Regions from separate parts of the Mus musculus genome. Here all the other regions are linked to region 2. A link is a loop called in an ENCODE intact Hi-C map of the cell type or tissue named here. Cell type or tissue: left cerebral cortex. All regions are shown on one strand. Links, peaks and the distances in the headings refer to the core of each region. The heading gives the core; the rest is flanking DNA. Region 1 overlaps Taok3 (TAO kinase 3). Region 2 holds the start of Taok3 (TAO kinase 3). Region 3 holds the start of Gm52829 (a long non-coding RNA gene).

What was found. Peaks named below come from ENCODE experiments on the same cell type or tissue, not always from the same donor. Only the 100,000 strongest peaks of a DNase experiment are listed, where the experiment ranks them.
Region 1: a loop joins it to region 2, with 2.5 times the contacts of the local background. A loop is called at or near these places in 3 of 42 quality-filtered maps.
Region 3: it touches region 2 in a loop (7-fold over the local background); 13 of 42 quality-filtered maps call a loop at or near these places.

Annotation. Positions count from the first base shown.
Region 1 is chr5:117,182,584-117,189,696 of GRCm38, forward strand. It overlaps Taok3 (TAO kinase 3), which reads left to right. Exons shown (of 21, transcript NM_001199685.1): 2 at 2,944-3,028. Among named protein-coding and RNA genes, the nearest start is that of Taok3, 66 kb to the left of the region's middle. In left cerebral cortex, for the core only: CTCF peaks have their summits at 2,439 (motif pointing right) and 3,310 (motif pointing left); DNase peaks (open chromatin) are centred at 5,231 and 5,428.
Region 2 is chr5:117,116,802-117,123,914 of GRCm38, forward strand. It overlaps Taok3 (TAO kinase 3), which reads left to right and starts at 3,328. Exons shown (of 21, transcript NM_001199685.1): 1 at 3,328-3,538. In left cerebral cortex, for the core only: a CTCF peak has its summit at 3,368; DNase peaks (open chromatin) are centred at 2,326, 3,199 and 3,939; H3K4me3 peaks cover 2,389 bases; H3K27ac peaks cover 640 bases.
Region 3 is chr5:117,406,507-117,413,619 of GRCm38, forward strand. It overlaps Gm52829 (a long non-coding RNA gene), which reads left to right and starts at 3,420. Exons shown (of 3, transcript XR_003955989.1): 1 at 3,420-3,448; 2 at 4,611-4,681; 3 at 6,536-6,681. In left cerebral cortex, for the core only: a CTCF peak has its summit at 1,913; a DNase peak (open chromatin) is centred at 1,923.

The DNA of each region.
Region 1 (7,113 bases), core at 1,219-6,218, 66 kb after region 2:
GAGATACCAATTCATGTTACATGCTGGCCTATACCACATGAAAGAAACCAGCCCCAAGAGAACACATGTTATGTGACACATGTTCTATGAGGCTGTTCTCAGAACTCTCAGGAACCAGGAAATGGAAGGAGACAAAAGCTAGTTGGTGTTTGCCTAGTGTGGAGGGCGAGAGGGCAAAGGCTGTGGGTTTCTCCTTGCCGTGAAAGCAGTCTAAGAATGGCATTGTGGTGGTTGCACATCCCCTGGGAAAACACCAAAACCTTCTGTAAGCAGATTGGATATGGGAGTTATATGTCAAGGAAGCAAATTTTTTTTAACTTGAGTACACATAGTTCAACTAAGAAGTGGACTCAAACATATGCCTTACTCTGTGGGCATGCTGGACACTCCAGGCTGTGTTTATCTGTTTATCTGAAGCAAAGAGTTAAAATTATAGGCTGGGTCTAGGTAGATGGCTCAGTCAGGAAAGGGCTTGTGTGTACCTACAGAAAAGGCCAGGAGTGGTAGTGTGCGCCTGTAACCACATTGTAATAGGGAGGAAGACAGGAAATCCATGGAGCTCATTGGCCACCCAGCCATGATCCATCTGTGAGCCCCAGGGTCAGTGAGAAACCCTGTCTCGACAGAGAGAGAGACAGAGACATAAATGGATGGATGAGTGGGTGGATGGGTGTGAAGTGATTGAGACACCCGACAGCAACCTCTGTCCTCCACATGCATGCATGTGCACACACATGTACACACACTCACATTAGTTTTATTCACTAGCTCTCACACAATGTTGTTAGGAATATCTTAGTCCCTGGCTCTGTCATCAGACTAGATTAGCAGGAGGGCATTGTAGCCATGGAGTTACTGATGGTTTAGTGATTAAGTGAAATTTGGTGCTGAATACGGGTAGGCTCTAGCTAATCTAAAACAAGCTACAGAAAGAATCCGAGGAAAGAGCTGGGTGGTGGTGGGCCATGCCTTTAATTCCAGCATCTCTCAGGAGGCAGAGGCAGGAGGATCTCTGAGTTTGAAGCCAGCCTGTTCTACACAGAGAGCTCCAGGTCACCAAAGGAAACCCTACACAGAGAAATCCTGTCTCAAAAAACAAAAACAAAAACAGAATCAGGGAATAACTGGAATCATGAAACTATGGTTTGTGAACAGAGGCACAAGGTATCCTTGGATTGGGGAGAACAGGTGGAAGTTGAGACATTGCTTCTAGTTGTTTATTTTAATTCCTGCAAGGCACTGGACCCTCTGTGGTGGTTCACAACTTTGATCTCAGCACTCAGGATGCAAAGACAGGCAGATCTCTGCTAGTTTGAGGCCAGCCTGGGCTACATAGGGAGTTCCAGGCCAGCTAGGGCTACACAGGGAGACCCCTCACCTCATGTCAACAAAACAAAAACGTACTCCAAGGCTGGGAGATGGCTCAGTGGGTAGAGCGTTTCTCACACAAGTATGAGGGCTTGAGTTCAGACACCCAGAACCGAGCTCTGTGAAGCCTCCATCTCCAGTGGTGGAGTGCTGGTTGTGAGTGTCAGGGACCATCCTCTGAGTCGGACCCTGAGCAGTCACTAGGCAGTCAGTGAGGACAGTGCTCAGTGAGACGGCATAGACAAGTTTGAAGATGAGATTCTATGCAGGTGTCAGCTACATGTCAAAAGGACAAGCGTGAAGAAGCAAGTATGGACATGGAGAAAGGATAAAGCCAATTGTTAACAGGAACTCGGCATGCTGTGTGCAAGGCTTTGTGGTGGGTCGGGTGCGTGTGGAGGCCACAGAACAACTGTGGCTCTCATTCCACAGTACCGACCACCTTGGTTTTGAGTCCCTCACTGACTGAGGGCTCACCAATTCAGCTAGCTGGCCAGCAACCCACAGGCATCCGATCTGCCTCAGCCTCCTCAACGTTGGCACTGAAAACCTACCACCACATCCAGGTTTATTTTGCTTTCTTTTCTTTTTCTTTTTTAAATGCATGTACTAGGGTGACTATCTCTCCAGCCCCTGAGTTGGGAATAAAAATTAAAAAAAAAAAAAAAAAGGTTCTAAATCTGTGTCCACATTCGTCTCACATTAGTCATGTATTGCTTTAACAATATAAAATTAATAGTTAACATGGAAATGTGGGAGATGGCTATAGGCAAGTCTGGAAAGGGAGGTGTTGGAACAGTGTATCTCACGACTGTGCCAGAAACAACAGAGGTCACTGGGAGTCGACAACATTGATTATCATGTGCTGCCAGGTTAGTGTCACATACCGTGCGTAGGGTTTCTTGTTCTTCTCTTCTATGGCTTATTTACTTATGTATTTATTTATTGTTATGGTTTTTCTTTTTCTTTCTTTGAGACTTATTTCTTCTTGTTTTATGTGTACTGGTGTTTGCCTGCATGCATGTCTGTGTATCATGTGTGTGCAGTGCCCATGGAGGCCAGAAGAGGGCGCTGTATCCACTGGAAGTGGAGTAAGAGACAGTTTTGCGCTACACATGGGTGCTGGGAACCATCCAGGAGCCCTCTGGAAGGGCCTGACACTCTTAACCACCTAGCCATGTCTTTCAGCAGCCGGTGGGTCATTTTGAGTTATATGACGTATCTACAGATCTGTGGCTCCTCCATGTAGATCCTGAGTCTACTGAGGTGGTCATCTCATGGGAATCCCAGAAGCCTGTGATGAAAGTTGGATCTTTTATATTTACCTTTCATGCTTGGCAATAAATGCTTTATATTATTTTTCTGAATATTTATGTCTACTCCATCATTAGTTGTTGGTTTGATTTTATCAAGATATCAAAGTCTCATTAGGTTGCGCAGACAGGCCTCGGACTCCTGGGCTCCAGCCATTCCCAGTCCCCCACCCCCACCCCCAGAGTCCCTGGGACCACAACTGTCGGCTCTCAAGTTCAGCTCTGTTCTCCCATAGTTATGTATCCTCCCCTCTGTCCACAGACACATCCTAAGTGCAGAAGTGAGGAGAGACTGCTGCTACAATGTTCCAGAGCCACTCAGTGGGGGCTGTGCCATACATCAAAAGGTACTGTGCTCCCTGACGCAGCTGCCTCCTATAATATAGGAGTAAGTTGTGTTTTCTGGGCTTTCTGTGGTGAGATTTTACTGTGTTCGTAAGAATCTGACAGGTATATAAACACATGAGTAAGAAGGTAGGGCATATACGGATGGAGCGATGATTGGGAATTAAGAACATGCACTCTTCTTGCAGAAGACCTGGCTTCGGTTCCCAGCACCCACATAAGACAGCTCCCAACCTACCTGTGACTCCAGCTCCAGGAGGCTTGGCGCCCTCTTCAGGCCTCCACCGGCACTGCGCCCACATGAACAAACCCAACACCTAGCTGCTGCTGCATACACATAATTTACAAAATGAAATAAGTGTTTTTAAAATGTTATATTATTGAAAGTGTGGGGTTTTTTTTTTAGGTCTAAGGAGATGGCTCAGGTGACATATTCCTTGCATTACAAACATGAAGTCCTCACTTTGATTTACCCCCCCCCCCCAGAACCACATAAAATAGCCAGGGGTGATGGCACGTACCTGTCATCCCAGCACTGTGGAGACACCCTGGGGGGAGGGGGCTCACTAACCAGCCACCCTCGCCCAACTGATGAGGTCTGGACTCAGTATGAGACCGTGTCTCAAAAAGTAAGATGGAGAAACAGTGGAGGAAAAGACCTCTGCTTCACCTCCTGCTTCTACATGTGCGTACATGGCCAAGCACATGCTCGCCCATATGAACATGTATGCATATAAACACACACACACACTTCACCGTCTCTAGGGCCCAGTTGCTCCATCCTCATCATGCCTGGTCTGATGAGGTTATCCGTGGTAACCATTTCAGTGAGTGTGAGGCAGTATCTCACGGTTAGGTTTGTGTGTCTGGGGAGTTACTGCTAAGCATCTCTCATTGGCCCCTTAGACATCTTCCTTGGTAAGAGGCGCTCACTCATCTTTCACACATTTTTTTTAATGAATTGTAGGGGATTGAGAGATATTTTAAAAGTTAACCCTGGCCACAGGGCTGGAGAGATGGCTCAGTGGTTAAGAGCACCAACTGCTCTGGAAGAGGTCCTGAGTTCAATTCCCTGCAATCACATGGTGGCTCACAACCATCTGTAATGAGAACCGATGCCCTCTTCTGGTGTGTCTGAAGACAGCTACAGTGTACTCACATACATAAATAAATCTTTAAATAGAAAAAAAAGAATAAAAGAGCACTGGCCGCTCTTGCAGAAGCCTTGGGTTCAGTTCCCAGCAGCCACATGCTGGCTTACGATCACCTGTAACTCCAGCTCCCGAGAGCCATCGCCCTCTTCTGGCCTCTTCAGGCACCAGGCGTAAACATGGTGTGCAGACATACATATGAGCAGAGCACCCCTACACATAAAACAAAATAAAAAATAAAAATCGAATTGCTAGTGGGTTGTGAGAGGTCTTTATACTTTTGTGTACAAGTGAGGTATGTTTTGTGCAGGTTTTCATGTGGTGTTGCTCCTCCATGCTGTAACCACAGATGTGTCTAATTTGGATGAAGTCTAATGTAGAGTCTACTTTCTGTGGACCACACGTTTGTTTCTGGCCTGAGGGCAGTGCAGCCTTCATTTCTGTTTTGAATGAGAACCTTTTTACTCTTTTCTGGGACGGTCGTGTAGTCTGGATGGGTGTGTTTCTTCCTCGTACATAGACTGGAGTTGCTGGTGAAGCGCCATGTTTATTTGTGGGGAAAATCTTATATTTCTTCTTTTTTTTTTTTTGAAAAGTTAAAAATTCCTTAATTTTTTATTCCTGGTACCACTACCACAATTTACAGGGCAATATACCTGATGTAATGAAAAGAAAAAGAAAAAGAAAAAGAAAAAGAAAAAGAAAAAGCTACAACAGCTAAAAGACCTTAGGAATGTACATCTAATTGACACTACATTGCATTAATCAATAGCTGCACTTTTTGCAAACTGTGGCTATGACAGTCCTGAACAAGAAGGGTTTCCTGTTTAAGCTGCAGTGACTTTTCTGACTATGGATCATCGTTCCTTCTGTGGCAGATTTTTTTACAGTTCCTCTAATGCATTTGGGACGACTGTCTCAAAGTAACCTGCAGCTTTCCTGACAACTCCTCGCTCTCTCTCCTGCTAAGAACTGTAGTCATTTCTGTTTTATTTAAAAACCTTCTGCTACCATATCCACCACTTCCACCTCCAGATCCATAGCCACCACCATAGGGACGGCCTGAGCTTCTTCCACGTCCTTCTGTGTCCCTCGACTCTCTCAGCTCATCTATGTCTCCCTATTTGAAGCATGTATATACATGTGTGCATGCGTGTTTAGTGTTTATGTATGATTTGTGCATACATGTGGCCCGTGCTGAAATGATGCTACTGGCATGGCCTCTTTATAACAGTTGGCTTCAGGCTCTCTTCCTCCAGACTTGGAGCTGTCACACTCTCCACAGCTCACACTGAATTCATTGTGAGGTTGGCATAAGTGATCAACTGTCCGTCAATCACAGTGGGAACCTCGCATCTCACCATCCAGCTCCCACTTGCATTCCCATCAATCCTTTGCACACGCCCCGCGCCTCTCTAGCGCGGCTCCCCTCCCGTCTGAAGGACTCCCCTCAGCACCCCCTCAGTGTGAACAGCGAAGCCCTGCATTCCTTCAGCTTCACCTGCATCCTGAAGCCTTTATTCTGCCTTCACTCTTCAAAGGTATTTTCATTGGCTATAGAATTTTGAGTTTGGCTTTTTTTCTTTGGGCACTTTAAGAAAGGTGTTCTATTGTCTTCTCCATTATAATATTTATGGCCAGGAGTCTGCTAAGTCTGCTGCCTCCCTTTTCCTGCTTCTTTACAAAGAATGTCTCCATTATCCCTGGACTGTTTGTCTCCATCCTCTGTTGCTGTGATAAAAATATCTTGACAAAAGGCAACTCCAGGGAGAGACAGTGCATTCTGGCTCACCGTTCAAGGCTGCAAGGTGTAGGGGGCAGGGAAGTCAAGAGCAGGGATGGATGGATGCTCATGCTTAGCTCACTTCTAGCCCAAGATCCCAGCCTAGGGAATGGTTCTGCCCACAATGGGCGGTCCTCACACCTCCATTAATCTAGTCAAGATAATCCCTCCAGAAATGCCTCAAGCCCCACCCACACCCGTCTCCCAGGAGATCTGGAACCTATCACATTGACAGTTGAGATTAGCCATCACTCTACTTTTATGACTTTATCAATTTGTATTTAATATTTATTTCTATATGAAAATGGGGGTTGCCCAGCAAGTATGACTGTATACTGTATGAGTGCCCAGTGCCTAGGGTTCCCATGGAGGCCAAAAGAGGTTGTTGGCTTCCCTAGAACTGGAGTTACTCGTGGTTGTAAGGAATTGAACCCTGATCCTCTGGAAGTACAACCAGTGCTCTTAACCCAAGTCGTTTCTCCAGCACCTTACCACACGTTTTGGACACCTTTTTTGTAATATGCTTGCTGTAATTTCTTTCATGTGTCTTGTTTCTTACTTTTTATAGACACCCGCAAATCGCAGGGTTTCTGATTCTCACCAGATTTGCAAATGCTCCCCACACTATTTCTTCAAGGAAATATTTAATATTTTATTTTATTTTTCTACTACTTTTTTATTTTATGTGTATGAGTGTTTTGCCTGCATGTATGTGTATGCACTCTGTGCATGCCTGAAGATCCCCTGGAACTGGAGTTAGGTGTGAACAGGCATGTAGGTACTGGGGATCGAACCCAGATCCTCTGAAGAGCATCCAACGCTCTTAACCACTGAGCCACCTCTCTGGATCTGTCTTACGATATCCTTTCTCACCTTTACAGATGCCTGCTAGTCATATACAGGCTGCTTGGAGGTTTCCCTGGCTGAGTGATTCTCAACTGTGTTTGCTTGCTTGCCTGCTTGCTTGCTTGCTTCCTTCCTTCCTTCCTTCCTTCTGTTCATCTTTTTCTATGTTTTATGTGAGTTTCATATATTCATTCAAACACACTCACTAAGTTTTTTTCCACATCCCATCCCATGCACCATGTTTTTTTCCCCAGACATTGTATTGTCCTTTCCTGACACAGGCCGAGTTTGCATCTCTTACGGCTTG
Region 2 (7,113 bases), core at 1,363-6,362:
ATTGGCTTAAATTCAGAAGCCAACGCTGAGCAAAGTGACCTTTAGTCCCAGGACTAGGGAGGCAGAGGCAGGCTGAGTTCAAGGCCAGCCTGGTCTGCAATTCGTGTTTCAGAACAGCCATGGATACACAGAGAAACCCTGTCTTAAAAACAAAAAAAAACAAACCAAGCCATGAAACTGAATCTCTCCATGTGTTAATCTGTGTAGCCCTGTGAAACATAGTGTTACAGTTTTGCTTAGAAGAGGAGGAAGAGGAGGAAAGGGAAGAGGTGGAGGAGGAAGAGGAAGAAGGTGGAGAGGAGGAGGAGGAGGAGGAGGAATAGGAGGAATCATCTCAGCACTTGGGAGGCAGAGGCAGGTGGATTTCTGAGTTTGAGGCCAGCCTGGTCTACAGAGTGAGTTCCAGGACAGCCAGGGTTACACCGAGAAACCCTGTCTCGAAAAACAAAAAACAAAAAGAAGAAGAAGAAGGAGGAGGAGGAGAAGCAGAAGCAGTAGCAGCAGCAGCAAAAACCTATGGTCTCTGCCTAGTGGCTCACAACAATAATCCCAGGTGCTCAGAAAGACAAATGCAAGAGGACAGAGCAACATCAAGGCTTGCCTGGATTTCACAATGAGTTCAAGGCCAGCCAGTTTAATGAGACCTTGTTTGAAAGCAAAATTAAAAAGGATGGGCCATGTATGCCTGTGGCTGGGTAGGGCACTTGTTCGGCATGCTGGAGACCCTAGCTTCACTCCCTAATTGGAGAGACAGAGAAGATGTGTCCAGAGGAACCCTATTCAGTTAACTCAGATCTGCAGAAAACAGAACAAGCATTAAGGCCCGGCAGATGGGAACACAGCAGAAAGCGGGGTGGAACCCGGGGACAGTATTCTGTTTCTCACAGCCTCTGTGATCAAATGCATTTCCAAATGGGCCCCCAGAGAGACTTCTAAAAATGAGAACATTCGTTCTGGGTCGCATTTCTTTTGACATTTCCTATTTGCTACCTTGTTTTAATTAAATCTTGGCTCTCTTTGTAAGAAAGAGTTCCTCTCTGCAGAAATGCAAGAATGTCCAGAATGCAAAGCTGGGACGGCTTTTCCAGCAGCTCGGGATCTGAAGCCCCTTCTCGACAAGAGTCCTTCTTCAAGCCCAGCCTCAGCAGAGGTTCTCGGAGCTGTCTCTTCTCCAGAGGATGAGGTCAGCTTCCTGCGTGTGCTTGTTCTCTCTCTCTCTCTCTCTCTCTCTCTCTCTCTCTCTCTCTCTCTCTCTCTGTGTGTGTGTGTGTGTGTGTGTGTGTGTGTGTGTGTGTGTGTGTGTAAACTGTTGGAACACATGTAGACTATTTGTAATCCAGCACACTGTGGGATCGCAGCTCCCAATACTATTAAAGAAGCAACAAATTAACAGGCATCATTTTTTGAACTCAGAATCCATTGATACAATGAAACAAATGACAGTTGGGTTTGTTACTAAACTGTGTGTAATCTTGTTTTGTGTTTAACTTTTATTTCTGTCTCCCTGATTACAGACAGCCAGTGTTAGTCTTCATGCGTTTCTGTTTTACATGGATTACAGAGACACAAATGGTTGGATGACGACAATTTGTCCCTTATCTTCCATGAAAATTGCAGAGCTGGCCCAAGGAGCAGCCCTACTAAGTGCTACTTAGTGAGGAGGGAAATGAACTTTTTAAGAATCCCTCCTGACTTTTAGCTCAACCAAATTTTATCATTGTTTGTAAAACCTTCAAAATCAAGTTTCACCCCTTAAAATTCTCCACCACTTCTCCCAAATAGTATATTCAGTCAGACTACCCAGATGAAGTTTGATATGCAATGTTTAGGATGTAAATTTTGCTGGGGAAATACCAGAGAGAGAGCGAGTGAGCGATCAGTTTTTTGACATGTTTGAATCTCTAGGATCAATATCCAGTACTTTAAAAAAAAAAAAAAAAGGCCAGCGTGTTGGGACCCACCTTTCATTGCAGCCAGAGGCAGGGGAAGGCAGATCCCTATGAGCCCAAGGCCAACCTGTCCACACTGAGAGTTCTAGGCCAGTAAGCCATCCTAGGTGAGACCCAATCTCAGATAAATAGAAACTAAATATTTTTTTGTAGTAGAGCGTTGACCAGGAGTTGAGTGTCCACGTCTGATAAGGCTTAGGGTGAAAATGTGTCCCTGCAGAAAAACTGCTTTGAGCTTCCACCATCAACTGAAAACAACACAGCTATTTCCACACAAAAAACATGAGACAGGTCCTGGTGCACTTTAACCTCTGGCAGGCACTATGTTTCCGCGTGGCTTAGGATGGAGCCAGGCAGGTTATTGCAGGTTGCACTTGGGGGGTCAAAGCTCAATCAACCTTCCGCCTTTGGTTCATTAAAGCCCGTGGCCCTGAAAGATTTAGTTAGATACGCTTGCTGGAATTTTGCCAAAGCCAACGGGGTCCCCCTACCCCAACTCCTCCATTAACTGTGGTAATCAAAACTCACAAAATGTGTATTTCTTTTTTCACTTTTCTTTCTTTCTTTCCTCTCTTTTCTTTTCGTCCTTCCTTTCTTTCTTTCTTTCTTTCTTTCCTCTTTTTCCTTCCTTTCTTTCTTTCTTTCTTTCTTTCTTTCTTTCTTTCTTTCTTCTTTCTTCCTTTCTTTCTTTCTTAGCTTCTGAGAAAAGATCTAGCTAGATACCCCAGGCTGGGTTCAAACTTGAGGCGATCTTCCAGCTTCTGCCTACAGAGTACTGGTATTCACATCGCACTCATTTTAAAATGTGCCCAGACCCTGGTAAGTAAGCATTTAGCTGGGTCCACAGATTTTTTCCCCCTCTCTCCAGCAGTAAACGTAGGGTCACTGAACGCAAAGCAAGAAAACGCATTCCCCTTCCTGAGAGCTGGAAAATAATTTACAAGCCCCAGGAGGAAAGCATCCCTTAAGGATGGCCAGGAGCTGTGAAAGGTCCAGAGAAAGATCCGACTGGCCCCACGATCTTATCCACGGTGGTCCGACAAGACAAGACAAGGCGTGGGGAAAGAGAGCCAAGAACTTTGACCCTGGCGCAGCACAAACAGAGCTGACCGCGCCCGAAGGGGCCATAGCTAACCCAAGTTAAGAGAGCTTCCGCGTTTGGGAAAGCCCCGCCCACCTGGACCCGCCCACCACCAGCTCCGCCAATCCCCTGGATCCATCGACCGCTCGGACTTCCCAGGCAAGGTCAATCGAGCGCCTATATACGGCCTGGACCCCGAGAGCGGCGATCAGGGAAGGTCAGTAGAGAACCTATCAAAGCATGGCTGTGGGCGGAGTCGAGGGCGGGGTCGAGTGGGGGCGGGGCGCGCTCTGCGCAGTCGGGTGCGATTGGTCACCCCTGGCGGAGCCGCACCTCGGACAGCAGCAGCGGCGGCAGCTAGGGTCCTGCGTGGAGAGTGGGGCGCGACGGGGACTCGCGGGCGGAGGCTGCGCGTGGGGACCCAGCACGCGAAGACCCAGCACGAGAGCGACTCTGGGCACGAGTGAGAGGAGGCGGCGGCGCCGGGGCCGCGGGTGACAGCGCTGAGGTGAGAGCGCGGGCACCCGAGTGACATCCCGAGTCCTCGGCGCAGCGGCCGCGAGCATCCCGGGAGCGGAGTTGTTAGCGGTTCTGCCAGTGCGCCGGGGAGAGGGGGGGGGGGGACTGGGAAGGACCGGGACGGAGAGTGAGGAGCGGACCCCGAGAGGGATCGCGAAGAGTGAGAGGACCAGGATGGGGACAGGGGTGAGGAGTGAACTCTGAGAGGGACTGCGTGTGAGCGAGGGGACCCGGAGAGAGATGGGGACATCAGGATGAGGAGGGGACCGAGAAATACCGCGGGAGAGCAAGGGGACCCCAAGACAGGACAGGGCAATGGGATTAACGAGGCGACTTGAAGAGGGACTCTGGCCGTGGGATAAGCGAAAGAACCCCGGAGGGACTTGCGACGACGGAGTGAGTGAGCGAGGAGATCCGCCCCTGATGGGCCGGTGGGAAAAGCAGACGGGACCCAGGGAGGGACACTCAGAGGGATTGGGACTGCAGACTGAGCAGGTTGACTTGAGAGAACTCAGGCAGCGGGATGAAAGAAGGGGACCCTAGAGAGACCGAGACAGGAAAATAAGCAAAGGAGACTTTTGGGGAGGCGAGGGCAGTAGTTCTGAAACTATGCTCTTGCGATGAGTGTAAAGAGGACCTCAGGAAGGCTTAGGGCAGCCGAGTGAAGGGAGGGGTCCCCAAAAGGGTGTGGGCTGAGGGACCCAGAGTAGGGACAGACAGCACTGAGAGTCCAAGGAGAGCCGGTGAGTGAAGTACCAGAGAAGAGCTTGCGCAGCGTGAACATGGTTTTTCTGGCCTCACAGCCAGGCACCTAGGGAAAAACACCGGCAGCCTGAGCCCGGGTGGCATTGAGTGGGCACAGCAGCAATGCTGACACCTGGACGACACCGATGCTGCTCCACTGCAAAGAACCCGAGGTCTCCCCCTGAGGGTTGAGTTCCGGGATGCTGGAAGGGGGATCATGTGATGGGCCCGGGAGTGAAAGACATAGATCCTAAGGGCTGGCCAAGGGCTAGCTAGACGATTTGTAGAGATTAGACCAGCGTCTCACCTCTTTCTTCTAAACAGCAGGCTGGCTTCCCAACTCTTCCCTAAAGTTCGACCTCGAGGTTCCTTGATGACACATCTGGGGCAAAACTAGAGGGGTTTGCTCCCCATTCACCGGCCCCCAAGTAGTTGGAGGGAGGGATAATTTAGAAGAGCCTTGAATTAATTAGGATGTTAATTTTAATGCTCTTAAAGCACCGGATTGTGTTTGTTTGTTTGTTTCAGTTTAGGCTTTTTATTTCCGCTCCACAAAGAGTTAAGAAACTTTTTCCCATTTGGCAGCCCGGCTCTATCAGTGTTTACAATGCACACATAGGAGAACCAGAGCAGGTTTGTAGTTAGGGCTGTTTAACTTTGATGTGTTAGACACGGTTGGAAGGTCACCCTCAATCTTTCAAAACAGTTGCTGGGGCCAGTAAATGAATGGTGCTTTCTAGGCAAGCTGAAGGGCCAGACATGTGTATTCAAAGCAGACACTGTAGGTCTCTCTCAAGGCCCCAACAGAGCTGAGGCAAAAGAAGGGGGCAGGGGCAGGCTAGCCTTCTACTCTGATGCAAGTGAAAAGACCTTGACCCCAGTGCCAGCATATACTGACATGGCCCCAACCCCCTCTGGGTGCTCCCCCAATACACTTGTTTGATCATCAACTTTATACTTGAAGATTTTAAGGAATCATGACGGTTTTTTTTTTTCAGTTATTTTGGGGAGAGAGTGGCATTTACAAAACAATCAGCTTTCATTGTGACATTTTTATATATGGCTTGTATTTCCAATTTTTAAAATCCTTTTCTCTATCTCTAATGTCGTTTCCCCTCTGTTCCATCGCTGTTTGATTCATTTTAGAAACTTAAGAAATGATGATTTTAGGGAAATAATGGAGGATGTAACTAATATTCCATTTCTGTTGCTTTGATGACCCTTCTGTGTCACCTTTAGAGTGTGTGGCATTTGAAACGCTTAAACTGGGCATGATAGCAGGACTCAGGATGCTGAGACAGGATAATTTTGAGTTAGATGCTAGCCTGGGCTACAATGGTACCAAGCCAGCCTGGGCTCTGAGACTCTGTCTCAAAAAACTGAAGAAATGTTTTGCTTGTGTTTAGCACTAGACAGCTGTGCCAAAACTATACTGTATTATTCCTAGTAGACACAATAGAGGGTTGGGCTAGCAAGCCCAAAGCCCTAGCTGGGCTTGGTCCCCAGAACAACAGCAAAAGAAGAGTCTTGCCCAGATCTGCTGTTGATTTGTTTAGGTGCAGAAGAGAGCATCAAAGCCAGGCTAGTGCCAGGCAAATGACCTTCCCACTGAGCCACACTGCCAGCCTCGATGTCATTTCTGTCTAAGATCAATGACTCTGAAATGGTTTTCAGCAGGGGCAATAGTAAATGAAAGGTTTGCTCGGTTAACGGGCTCTGCCTTAAGGCAGCTCTGATGCAGTACAGGGCCAGGTGTGATGCTGGAAATCCTACCACTAGGATCCCACCCGCTAGGAATCCCACCCACTCAGAATCCACCTGCTAGAGATCCGCCCCTGTGAAACTCAAGTGATACTAAGAACAGGACCAGCCTCAGCAAGCACAGGTTTTTGGGTTTGTTTGTTTGTTTGTTTGTTTTTTTCCAGAATTCAAGGAAGAAGTAAAGTTAGGTGAGGTGGAATGGAGGGTGGGGTGGAGGATGGGGGTGACGGGAGGGGTGGGGGTAAAGGATTAAGCCAGTTAACTCCTGTGTCTATTCATCCTGGGGGTAAGGCATGAGGGGCATGAGGTTCTCTGAGTGGGAAAGCCCAGCCCCAGCCTTTCCAGGAAGTTCTAGAAGTGTCTGACCATGAAAATATTTTCTCCTATCTAGCAAGCTCACTTCTGACTGGTGCGAACGGTCATATCTAAAGACAAAACAATAAATGTATTTCCTTGTATGAAAAGGAAGTGCCCTGCTCCTCTCCTGAGTCATCGCTTAGGCAGCCAAGACAGCCACTTTGTGCTATGGCAGTGTTGATTCAGGGATGATGGAGATAGATGAAGGGAGTAAAATTCTTAGTGATAAGAGGAGTCCTTAGCGTTCTTCCCGGGGTGGGGGGCACGTGAGAGGGGAGGGATGTGTATGAGATCTTGATGTTTATTCATTTAGAAGGCTTTGTTTCCTGTTGAAAAACTCTATCGACAAGAGATTCAGATGAGCACTGGCGTGTTCTTCACCTTAGTCTCGGGCTAGCTGGAGCCCAGGAAACCTAATAACCCATTTTACACTTTCCTTACTGCTTCGGTCCCGTACAGTCGATCCATTGTACTCTCGGAGGCTGCCTGGCCATCTAGTGTGGCTTAACAGGCAAGCCAACCTGAGCAAGCATCTTCATTGCTTGCCAGCATTCATAACCGCATGGGTCTTCTATAGATCGGGGTGTAGGAGTGGAGCAAGGGCTGGAGAGCTGACGGGAGACGATCACCAAGTCTTACCTGCACGCATGTGTGACATACAGATGCATTTCCCCTTCAGAATGTTCTCCCAGTTTAAATTTC
Region 3 (7,113 bases), core at 1,403-6,402, 290 kb after region 2:
ATCTGGGGGGGTACAGATTTGTTGGGGAATAACCTGGAAACTGGTGCTAGATGCAGGCTTTGTTGAGGGATCCCTGGGAAAGAAAAAAAGAAGAGAAAGGGAAATGGTTTGATTCAAGAAAAGTCATTCGAAGTGGAGAGGAAGCAATCAGGTCCTGGTGTTAGACTTGTTTAGGGGATAACCTGGAAACTGGTGCTAGGTAGTAGCCTGTGTTTAGCCTTAAATCGGGGTCTTTAAGACGGAATCTGAACCCAAGGTCTCTTACTTGCAGAAAAAATACGGTATTAATAAATGAAAATCTCAGTGCCAGGAGTTGGCTATGGTATCCCAGAGAAACCCCCTGCATGTCAACAATACAGGTTGTGGCCATTGTTCTCAGTTGTCCCCCAAAACTAGATGGCAAGACTCTATTGCTGATGTCATTGTACATGTTGGGGGCAGAACACAGAGATACCAAGCTAGACCTGGATAGGAAGCTTCCTCTCTGCCTGCTAGCTTTGACAGTGTTGATACGTGTGGTGCAGGTCTGTCAGGAAGAGAAGCCATCATGAGTCTTATACCCAGCTGTAAATCCTCACGGTTCTGGTGTAATAGTGTCATCATCTGTTATGTAGGTAAGGAATTATACCTGAACCCAGTCAAATGGCCATGGCTGGGCAGGTTGTAAGCCCTAGGACAGAATCTATTACTGTTGTTTTGCTAAATGAACATGCCACAAAACCAACTTCTAAGTCTTGAAGGTTTGGGTTTTTTTGTTTTTGTTTTTTTGTCTTTTGTTTTTTTATTTTTTGTTTTGGTTTTTCCAGACAGGGTTTTTTTTTGTGTAGCCCTGGCTGTCCTGGAACTCACTCTGTAGACCAGGCTGGCCTTGAACTCAAAATTCCGCCTGCCTCTGCCTCCCAAGTGCTGGGATTAAAGGCATGCACCACCACTGTCTGGCTAAATCTTGATGTTTTATAGAGAGTAATGCTACCTGTCTTAGTCAGGGTTTCTATTCTTGCACAAACATCATGACCAAGAAGCACTTGGGGTGGAAAGGGTTTATTCAGCTTACTCTTACTCTTTGATGATGCTGTTCATCACCAAAGAAAGTCAGGACTGGAACTCAAACAGGTCAGAAAGCAGGAGCTGATGAAGAGGCCATGGAGGGATGTTCTTTACTGGCTTGCTCAGCCTGCTCTCTTATAGAACCCAAGACTGCCAGCCCAGGGATGGTCCCACCCACAAGGGGCCTTTCCCGTTTGATCACTAATTGAGAAAATACTCCACAGCTGGATCTCATGGAGGTATTTCCCCAACTGAAGTTCCTTTCTCTGTGATAACCCCAGCAGTGTCAAGTTGACACAAAACTAGCCAGTAGAGGCAGGTGGATTTCTGAGTTTGAGGCCAGCCTGGTCTACAGAGTGAGTTCCAGGACAGCCAGGGCTACACAGAGAAACTCTGTCTCTAAAAAACAAAACATAAAAGACTGGACCCCATCCCACCTCCCCACCCCAGAGGCTATTGACATATGTTACTAGGGAAGAAGGATATTTTATAAAACAATGTAGCAACTGGTAAGTTGTGTTTGCTCCAGTATATACCTCAACCACCATGCTCAAGCAAACAGCCCTAATCAAATGGTGTAGGTTACACATCAAAAGATATGGGAGTAGAAGGAAAAACTATTGAGAGAAGAAAGGGTTTAGTGAGAGGGAAATTAAGATAAAAGACATTCATGGATGGGTGATGGTGATCAAATACATGCATGTCTAAAATTATCAAGGAATGAATAAATTAAAAAACAAAACCTTTGGGCCCCGGCAGAGATATGGCCCAGCAGTTAAGAAGAGCACTGGCTGCTTTTCAAAGAATCAAGGTTCAATGTCCAGCACCCACCTGGCAGCTCACAACTCTTTCTCATCCATTTTATGGAATCTAGCGCCCTCTTGTTGTGTCTGTGAGCACTGCATGCACATAATGCAAATGGACAGGAAGGTGGGGGGGGGGGCTTGTGTTGCTGATATGGCTTGATAGTAACTTTCAGTGAAGTCTAAACACTGTGTGTCTTTGGGGGTTTGGAGGGTGGCTCTTCTGTCCGAGAGCTGTAACTGGAAACTCACGGCATACCGCAGAGTCTTTAACTTGGAAAACCAGCATAAATCACTGGGTCAAATGGCCCATTCCCACAAGTCCAGATGATCCTGACATGGATAGAGTGATCCACATGTAGGAGAAATGAAGACTCAGAAACAAAAGGTTCCAAAAGGAGAATGCCAGAAAAATAGTTTTCCTCGATGTCAGAGAAACCTACAATATTAAAGAGAGGAACATTTTGTTGGCACTTATCAAAGCTATTTTTAAAGTCATTTATATTTGTTGGTTCAGTGAGTTAGAACAGAATCACAATCCCGTGCAGCTGGGAGATATCTGGTATCTACAAGACTGCTGCTCCTAGCTTCTCTTCTATCTCAAAAAATTGGTAGGAAGACGAAGAAAAAAGAGAGATGAAAAGAGACAGCCTGGGAAGACAAGGAAGGCATATAGGAAGTCAAGAGAGGCTGGAGATTCGGCTCAGTCAGAAGTGTTTGCTTAGTGTTCACAGAGGTCTGGGCTCCATCCCCAGCACCGCATAAATGACCCATGGTGACACATGCCTGCCATCCTAGTCCTTGGGAAGTAGAGGCAGGAGAATCAGCAGTTCAAGGTCACTCTTGGCTGCACAGCATCTTTAAGAAGTCAGTGTTGGTTGTGTGCATCTCCAGGCAGATGGCCTCTTTGCCCCCTGATCTATCATTCTCCAATCGGTGAGCCCAAGGCGATTTGGGAAACCTCAAGGGCAGCGCACTGCCAGTCAAGCAGGGTACAGAGTGTCTCTTTTCTGGTGTCCTGGAGTTTCGGCTCAAAGGTGATGGGAGAGGGTGTAATTCCTCCTCTGGGAAGAGGTGGCCAGACTTGTCCCTTGACCATCTGTAACTATCAACCTCCAGCCTACACTCGATAAGGTCAAGATCTTATCTAGAAGTTTCTCTGACAGGCCTATCCTGTTCCCCAGGGGCCGGGTGACGCTCTCAAAGCATGCTTGGTCTTGAGCCATCCTGAAAAGGCTCAGCCAAGAGGACAGCAAGGGGTTCTGGGAGCTGTCGGGTGCTTCCAAGAATGGAAACAGGTGTGGGAGGTCATCACTGTCCCTGATAGGGTGCCCAGATCTCTAGGTCCCTAAAGATTCCCTGTGTACCTTTGGATCAGTAGTTAGACTCAGCGAGGCAGCTGACATTCTGGGCCTGTCAGTTCTCTGTGAGGATGGTCCTGCAGGTGGTGGGGAGCAGGCAGGGAAGGAGAGATCCACCCTCCCCTGGAGCTCACTGCAAACTCCTGAACCATCTGGGAGTTACACCTCAGCACTGGGAGGGTAGAGGGAGCAGAGTCCTAAGTTCCAAGTTATCATCTGCTATATAGCAAGTTCAAGGTAATGGAGACACTGGGGAGGGAGAGAGGCAGAAAAGGGAGGAGAGAAGGAGGGAGAGAGGCAGAGAGGGAGAGAGATAAAGGGAGAAAGGGAGGGAGGGAGAGAGAGGGAGAGGGAGGGAGCAGAGGGAGTAAGGGAGAGAGGCATAGAGGGAGAGAAGCAGAGAGACAGGGAGGGAGAGAGAGAGGGAGAGAGGGAAAGAGGAGGGTGAGGGAGTAAGGAAGGGAAGGAGAGGAAGAAGGGGAAGGAGAGAGAGGGAAAGGGAGGTAGAGGGAGGAAGGGGAAGGAGAGGGAGGGAGAGAGAGGGAGGAAGGGGAAGGAGGAAGGAGGGAGATGGAGATCTTTAGTGCATCTACCCCCTTCCTTCTGGTTGTTAGAACTGCTTGAGCAGACCAAGGCATGATTAGAAAGAGTTCAGGATGACACCTTGGGCTGTGGGGTCAGGGATGAGCCCCGAAGCAACTATAAGGGACACCTGTGAATTTGACACCAAACCCCTCAGCATGGGCATCCCAATGCATGTAGGAATGGGGTGGGGGTGGGGGCTGAAAGCAGGTGTGCCATCTGCCCTGCTGCGGTCAGATTCTTCTCCGCTGTCTACTTTACATTAAAAGCCTCATGTGCCGTGACTAATGGCAGAGTCAGCTCACATTGTATGTGATTGCTAGAAAGGTTCTGAAAGAGTACTTTAGGGCCTGTCCTATGGGTAAAGGTGCTCGCTGCCAAGCCTGAGGACCTGAGTTCGATCCCAGGGACCCACATGATAGAAGGAGAGGTTTGATTCCTGAAAGATGTCAACTCTGTCTTACACACACACACACACACACACACACACACACACACACACACACACAGCCCATATGTGCAGCCCATTGTGTGCGCACACACAATACATACATGTAATACAGAGTAATAAAAACGTAAAAGTCAATTATATAAAAAAATAATATTTCTCCTATAGAAAGGTACTACCCACAATGTGGACTGTTTCCAAGTAGGACAAAGATGCACTCGCTGTTACCCTGCAAACTGATGAGTCCCGGTCATTTTCACCATCTAAACTTCAGCAGAAGCATTGGTGATGACAACCAGAGAAGCCATTTTGGAACAGTATCAAACCTACCCCTCCCCATCAGTACTGACTACTGCTAAACTCTCTTAGAGATCAGTGGAAGACACGGGAACCGGAGTGGTCACATTTCAGGATTCTGAAGACAGAAGAATTACGAGGGGGTGAGCTGATATGGGTGCGATGAAGGGTGGGGTAGGGCGGAGACACCAGAAGAGCCTTTGTTCATCTCCTCAGTCCATGGGGACAAAACAAGGGGCTCTGGGGAGGCTGATTGCCGAGGGAAGGACAGAAAACGAATCTGAGACCAGCATTTTCTAGCTTGGGATAACTGGCAGATTTGAATGCACCACAGAGCCAGAGGATAAGAAGCCATGTAGAAAGTTCCAGAAGAACAAGAAAGTTTTTAAAAGTTTGCCATGCTTTGGGAGTTAGGGAATAGAGATGGGGGTGGGGGAGGGAAGGACTTTGTGTGCAAGGAGAAGGTGTTGCATTGAAACTGAAAGTCACCCTTCACTTGGCTCTGCCAAGGAATGGAGCTGTGATCAGGCCCCGTTGCTCTTCAGAGCCAGACAGTGTCATTTTGAGAGTCTATATGCGCCTCACACAACGTTTGGCACGCAACAAAAATTCAGCAAGGCTCACTAAGAGGTAGGACTAGATCACTGAAAACAGAGGGAAAATTAGCAGCTAGAAAGAGCCTTACTGGTGGACAGGTGCTGGAGTCAGAGACTACCAATGTTCAATCGGAACTAACTGGAACCAATTGGAGTCAAACTGGACTGTGAAGACTTCATGGTGCTTAAAATTGGTTGCCTGACCTCATTCTGGATAGAGTATGTTTTGTGTGTGAGGTGCAGGGTGGGGTGGGAGGTGGGTCCCAGGGCTGGCGCATGCTAGGTAAAGTGCTCTGTCACACACAGGCCAACAGAAATGGGGAATGCACTGATTTAACACTATGTGAATTCTGGGTCTCACACTGCTCTTAGCCCATTGGAGTGCCAAAGATGGGGTATTCTCTTTCTCTCACTCATTCTCTCCCTTGCTTTGTTTTTCTTTCCTTCTCCCCCTCTGGCTTTTGAGACAGGGGTTTCTTTGTGTAGCTCTGGCTATCTTGAAACTGTAGACCAGGCTGGGCTTGAACTCAGAGATCTGACTGCCTCTGCCTCCTGTGCTGGGATCAAAGTGTCTTCTCTCCCTCCCTCTCTCTCCCATGAGGGATTTTTACTATGTTGCCAGACTGTGACCTCAAATTTCTCTGCTCAAGCAATCCTCCTGCCTCAGCCTCCCAATCGGCTAGGACTTCAGGTACATGCCATGCCAGGCTACTCATTATTGTAAACACAGCCTGTAGACAGTTTGTTAGGGATGTCAATCTGTCAGTCATCCATGGGAGGTCTCCATGAGATGGTATTTGACTTCACCCTGAATGTCAAGAAAAAAAAAAAAGTCAGAGAGAATTAGGATGATGTGCGGTCTGGGCAAAGTTCATATAGAGAATAGATTTAATCAGGAGTTGGCATAGCTCCCTGGAATGAGCCAGATGGTAAATATTTTAGCTGCCACGAGCCATGCCATCTCTGCTACAACTATTGGCTTTTCAACAGGCCAAAAGTAGCCAGGCACCATTTGCAAGTGGGTGATAGTTGATAGATTGCAGATTGCAGCCTCTGCAGCTACCCATGTGTTTCCCGATGGATGCTATTCTCTCTATAAAGTTCTCTGGGTGGTGGTGGTGGTGGTGGTGGTAAGTCATCTCAGTTCTTTTCTACCTTACTACAATATAACTATTTTATTCATTCATTCATTTAATTAATTAATTAATTAAATTTTGAGGTGGGGCTCACCGTATGTAGCTCTGGCTAGCCTGGAACTCGCTATAGAGATAAACCAGCAGGAGGCTGGACTCGAACTCCCAGAGATCCACCTGCCTCTGCCTCCATAGTGCTAGAATTAAAAGCATGCGTCATCACATGCAGCTAAGAAGAAAGGCCCCGTCTTTTATTAATTTATAATAGGTTCGTGGAAATGGCTCAGTGAGGATGGACAGCTAAGTTCAATTCCTGGAGCCTAGGGTAGAAGAAGAGAATTGACTTCACCATCTGAGCACTAACCTCGCGGGCACGCTGGGCTGCACGTGAACCACCCCCACCCCACCCCACCCCCGCCCGTCGCCCATTAATTAATAAAAAGCGTATCTGTAACAGAGGCGCTCGGTATAACTTTATTAGCTGCAAAGTGAAATTTGAATTTCTTACAGGATTCCCCTTTCTTGTCACAAAGTATCCTTCCTCGCCCTCAACTTCTTTAAAATGTACTGGGCACTCTACTCCGGTACCCTAGGTGGCTGCCAAAGGTGGGTAGCAGGAGTCCTTTGGGGGACAAGAAAGAAAGCCAAGCCTCCTATCACCCTGCAGATGGACCTTTGCTAGATCAGGCCTAACTAATTGTCTCCTCCCACTCGTCCCAACTCTGGGAAAGCCATCAAGGTTGTTTTCCCGCACCCTCCAGCCCACCAAAGCCACAAGAAGCCACCAGCCAAGCCAGGAGAGCTGCACAGAACCCTGTGAGCTGGGCGCGCACCTGCTCCCGGGTC